2 separate regions of the Mus musculus genome follow, and region 2 is linked to region 1. A link is a loop called in an ENCODE intact Hi-C map of the cell type or tissue named here. Cell type or tissue: left cerebral cortex. All regions are shown on one strand. Links, peaks and the distances in the headings refer to the core of each region. The heading gives the core; the rest is flanking DNA.

Region 1 (2,801 bases), core at 52-2,551:
GAGGTGCCAAGTGTTGGCAGCTTCCCGCCACACCTCTTAACTGTCCCGCCGCACTCGAGCTGCTTCCCGCGACCGGCAAGCCATGACCGGCCGCTCCCTGGCGGAAGGGACAGGAACTGCAGTGCTTGGGTTCCTAGCCCCTGAAAGTTAGTGGGAATCTGGATCTCTGCCCGCAATGGTAAAGCATTTGGACCGTTCCCTGCAGAAAGGCGTGAAGCCTGCTTTGGGGCTTCGTCCTAGATACATCTCCAGGCCACTTACCTAGGCTGAATCTGACTGAAGGCTGGAAAGGGAAGTGTGCACTCTGCTATATAGCCAACCTTGAACTTCTGATCCCCCTGCCTCCACCTTGTGAGTGCCAGGGTTATAACCGCAGGGACTCACTCAACTGAGATACATCCCTAACTTCTAGGATTTAGGTTAAAATGGAAGGTTTGACATGCTAGACCTCAGTTTACTCCGAGCTGATCTATATATTTAATGAACATTTAGAGGAGTCTCAGGAAGAGTTGCACATATAAACCAAAAAATCTTTTTTTGGGGGGTGGGGGTGGGGATAGGGTTTAACGATGTAGCTCAGGCTAGCCTAGAACTCATGCTCCTGCCTTGGCCTCCCCAGCGCTAATGTTTTAGGTGTGCACGACTGCACCATTTTAATAAACTTATCCTAAAACTTATGGCAAATAAATAGACTGAATAAAATGATTTTGTAACGTTGTTGGACTCAACTGTCTTAGCAATTACGAGCACTTTCTGCTCTTCAAGATGACTCTCTTGAAGAGGACTCGAGTTTGTTCCCGGTACCCATGTTGAATGTTAAGTCCAGCTTCAGGAGACCTGACACCCTCCTCTGGCCTGTGTGTGTGCCCAGACACACACAGGCACATATATAAAAATTTAAAAATATATATTTACTTTTAAAGCTATGGCTATTGTGTGTATGCAGTGCAGGGACCATACACGTTGTGAAGTCGATTCCTCAACCTTTATATTGGTTCTGAGGAGCAAAGGCTCACACAGCAAGGACTTCACAGCTCACACACTGATCCATCTTGCCAGCCCCTTAAGACTTACCATGCAAATACGGTCATTAAGAAAAGTGTGCTGTTGGCAGGTGTATATATACAAAAATCAATAAAATAGAGAACTCAGAAACACTCAAGTACACCAAGCCATTGGAGAAAGGGCCTCACAGCCAGGCTGGCATCAAACTCAGTGAGCGTGCCCTTGAAGGTTGGCTCAACTGCCTCCCGCTGCCAAGTGTGGGAATTACAGGTGTGGGCCAGCATAGCTGATTCATGCAGTGTACTTGCTACCATTTGAGTTATAGCTCCGGCCAACTCATTGTCTTGACAGAAATGCAAACATAGCACAATGCAAAAGGACTGTGTATCGAGTGCTTCTGAAACAGACCCGAGGGTGGGGGAGGGCCTTAAGACCATAGCGTGGCCAGTGGCTCTGAATATGAAACTGTTAACTATAAAACAAATGGAGAAAATGTAAGGGGATTCTTCAAGAGGCTAGTCAGGCAACCAGTCCAGAGACAGGGTCGAGGTGGGGTGGGGAAGACAGATAAGCTGTTGTTCATCAAAATTTCAAGGGTGGAGGGTCTAAGGTAAGGCTACCCACTGTGAAACCCAAGAACCTGAGGTGGGGCCCTGGGACCCACCATAATAGAAGAAAAAAGTCCACTCCCAAAAGCTTTCCTATGAGTGTATGTCCATGCTCATATACTCCCCAAACACACTCAAAATAAATAAATTTAAAAATAAAATTTAGAAACCTTTAAAGCTGGGCACGATGACTCACCCTGTAATACAAGCACTTAGGAGACTGCGGCAGGAGGATTGTCATGGCCTCGAGGCCAGGTTAAGCTAGAGCGCTCCAGACTGCAATGTGAGACCCTGTCTCAAAAAGAAAACTTTTATGAACAACCAAAATAATATGAAAACAGGATGCACAAAGCTGGGTGTGGTGGTGCACGCTTGGTCCAGGCATGCAGGAGGTAGAGGGCAGGAGGCCTAGTCCCATCCTGGGCTATATAGCAAGTCTGAGGCCAGCTTAGGTCTGAGACCTGTCTATAGAGAGAAGGGCTGGAGAGATGACTCAGCGGGTGAAGTGCATTCTATCCAAGCCTAATGACCTGAGCCTGATGAACCGCAGGACCTACGTAAAGACGGGAGAGACCCGACACCACAGTAGTACTCTGACCTCCAAATGGTGATGTGGCTGGCACAGATATGCTCTCGCCCAACATACACCATTCACACGTGCACATATGATAATAATAGTAATAATGATAATAACACAAATTATAAAGGAGGAGATGGTAAAAGAAGCATGGTATGGGAGAATATATTTTCTTTTCATCATATATTTAATAAAAGATTTGTATCTAGACTATGTAAAAACTGGGAACTGAAGAGTTTACCCAAGTGGCATGGTGCCTGCAAAACCCAGATCTCTGCAGTTTGAAGGCTTAGGTAACAGGAACATGTTTCATAAAAGCAAACACACACACACATCCCAATGAGCAAAGACAGGAAATAAACAACCCTGCTAGTGGCAGTGATGCACACCTGTAATGCCAGCACACCAGAGGCAGAGGCAGGCAGGTCTCTGAGTTCCAGCCTGGTCTACAGAGTGAGTTTCAGGACAGGCAGGGCTACACAGAGAAACCCTGTCCAGAAAAAGAAAGAAAAGAATAGAAGAAAGGAAGGAAGGAAGAGAGGAAGGAAGGGAGGGAGGGAGGGAGGAAAGGAGGGAGGGAGGGAGGGAGGGAGGGAGGGAGGGAGGGAGGG
Region 2 (2,801 bases), core at 235-2,734, 220 kb before region 1:
TCAGCCTCTGAGAGCCGTCTGAGTCTGTGTTAACTCACTAATGGTACTCTCTCACCTCTCCTGGGTACAATGGCAAATATTCGCAGTCACTGAAGTTATAGCTCAAAGGTGCATCAGACCTGATGACCCAAGTTCCATACCCCCCGAACCCACATGGTAGAAAGAGGGAAACCACTCCCAAAACGTATCCCCTGACCACCACACATGTGACATGGTACACTTGTGAACACACACAGAGAAAGAAAGAGAGACAGACTTTAAATAAATATCAAGATGTAATATTTTAAGATAAAAAGATATTCCAAAGTGATATTCCCACCGTTCTATAAAGGCAGTACCCCTCAGCCATCCAGGTTTCAAAAGTGTAATCCAAGGCTAAGGCTGCTCCTGAAATAATGGGACATTGTCTTCCTTGACTTCCCCTGTGCTGGGCGGGGGTAGAAGCCCAGGATTTTCCACATCCTAAACCAACATCCTCTACCACTGAGCCACGCCCCCAGCCCCTCCCTGGGTGATTCTAGGCAGGGGCTCTACCACTGAGCCACGCCCCCAGTCCCTCCCTGGGGGATTCTAGGCAGGGGCTCTACCACTGAGCCACGCCCCCAGCCCCTCCCTGGGGGATTCTAGGCAGGGGCTCTACCACTGAGCCACGCCCCCAGCCCCTCCCTGGGGGATTCTAGGCAGGAGCTCTACCACTGAGCCACGCCCCCAGCCCCCCACTGGGGGATTCTAGGCAGAGGCTCTACCACTGAGCCACGCCCCCAGCCCCTCCCTGGGGGATTCTAGGCAGGGGCTCTACCACTAAGCCACGCCCCTACCCTTGAATTTTAGGACAATCTTAAGTAAGGGACATAGAAAACAATGAGCAGGAAAAGGAATGTGGGGCTGGTGAAATGGCTCAGAGGTTAAGAGCACCGACTGCTCTTCCAAAGGTTCTGAGTTGGCTCACAACCATCCGTAACAAAATCTGATGCCCTCTTCTGATGCTGTCTTCTTCTGAAGACAGCTACAGTGTACTTACATATAACAAATAAATAAATATTAAAAAAGAAAGAAAGAAAGAAAGAAAGAAAGAAAGAAAGAAAGAAAGAAAGAAAAGAAAAAAAAGAAAAAGGAACGTGCTTTGCCTAGCCTCGGGTTCCCCACTCTTGAAGAGCTACAACCTAGATTCAGTGGAGTCACTCAATGGCTATTTCAGAGACCCAGTCGAACAAACCTAAGATTAAGCTGACCAGAACCGAGCCCTCTGGTCCTGCACTGGAAGAACCTAGGTCAGGAACCAGTACCCAGAGCAGAAATTCCCTGTTTAGGACCCCTTGTCCTACACCTCTCCCACTTCACAGTGCCCTCAAAGACTTCCACTCTAGATGCGCCTTCTCTAATGGCCTTTAAAGTCCCAAGCAGTGCCCTCTAGTAGACATTATGAATGTTTCTCCTTCAACAGGATCCCATATCTCAAACAGCGCCCTCCAGTGGACAACTCAGGCATGGCATGAGAACTCATGCAAATTCTAGAGCACCAGTTAGGGGAAGGGAGCACTTGGGATGCGGGTTTTGTGAAAGAAATGAGGGCATCTTTGGAATCCGAAGATTTGGATGTGTTTAAGAGCTGCGATGACAAAAACAAAGGAAGGTGTCATTTAGCATTTAGCAAATTGGTAATGTTCTTTAGGATCCAGTCTTCCTTGTTCCTATCATTAAAACAGCCAAGGGAAAGACAAGAAGGCTTAGTGGGTAAAGGGGCTTGCTACCGAGATCTGTGGACCCATGTGATAGAGGGAGTTGATTTCCACAAATTGTCTTCTGACCTCTACACATATTCACAAAAGATAAATCTATCAAATGCAATTAAAATGTTTTAAATACAGTCAAATTTGGGCTGGAGAGATGGCTCAGCGGGTAAGAGCACTGACTGCTCTTCCAGAGGTCCTGAGTTCAAATCCTAGCAACCACATGGTGGCTCACAACCACCCATAATGAGATCTGACGCCCTCTTCTGGTGCATCTGAAGCCAGCTACAGTGTACTTAGATATAATAATAAATAAATCTTTAAAAAATATATATATACAGTCAAATTTTAGATCAGTCCAGACATCAAAACACAGACAACCTTTTTGGACCGCATTCATAGCAAACAACACCTTAGAAATACACCTTGGCCAGTAGGATGGAAACTCAAGAGTTGTGTGTCAGTTTCCAGGAAATGGCCTTAAACAGAGCAAGAACATCATTTATCCTGTCTTGGAGGGTGCAGATGTGACTGATGGCTGACACTCCAGGAGCCTTGTTACACCGTATGTTGTTGGAAGTCACTTTCTGAAGATGGTAAAGCAGGATACTGTGAAAGGTAGCACCAGGTTCCTTAAAAGCAACTGATACTTGATGTCAAGTGTAATCTCACATGGCTGTCTTCAGAGTTGTTTCTTCTTCCTCCTCTCCCTCTCCCTCTCCCTCCTCTTCCCCCTCCTCTTCCTCGCCCTCCTCTTTCTCCTCCTCCACTTCTTGCACTTATTTATGGAGGGTAGGGTACATCCCGAGGTCAGAGGACACATTTCAGGGAGTTGGTTCTCTCCTTCCACCACGTGGGTCCTAAGTATGTTCGGCGACAAACGTCTTGGTTGACTGGATCATCTTACAAACCTCTTCCTGCCCTTTTGCTTACTAAGCTGTCTAAGCTATTATGGATTTATGGTAAACCTGAGGCCCATCGACAGTTTATTCTTGTCCCAGGATCTTTCTTTCAGTGAGACAAACTCATAGTTACAAAGGTCAAGAGATAAATTGCCCAGCATCACCTGTT

Evidence for each region. Peaks named below come from ENCODE experiments on the same cell type or tissue, not always from the same donor. Only the 100,000 strongest peaks of a DNase experiment are listed, where the experiment ranks them.
Region 2: it touches region 1 in a loop (3-fold over the local background); 4 of 42 quality-filtered maps call a loop at or near these places.

The regions. Positions count from the first base shown.
Region 1 is chr5:137,502,912-137,505,712 of GRCm38, forward strand. No RefSeq gene overlaps it. Among named protein-coding and RNA genes, the nearest start is that of Pop7, 1.9 kb to the left of the region's middle. In left cerebral cortex, for the core only: CTCF peaks have their summits at 107 and 1,272; no DNase peak of the experiment used is centred there; H3K4me3 peaks cover 272 bases; H3K27ac peaks cover 311 bases.
Region 2 is chr5:137,283,769-137,286,569 of GRCm38, forward strand. The region is part of intron 1 of Gm42456 (a long non-coding RNA gene); the gene reads right to left. Among named protein-coding and RNA genes, the nearest start is that of Ache, 3.1 kb to the right of the region's middle. In left cerebral cortex, for the core only: a CTCF peak has its summit at 1,466 (motif pointing left); a DNase peak (open chromatin) is centred at 1,452; H3K27ac peaks cover 18 bases.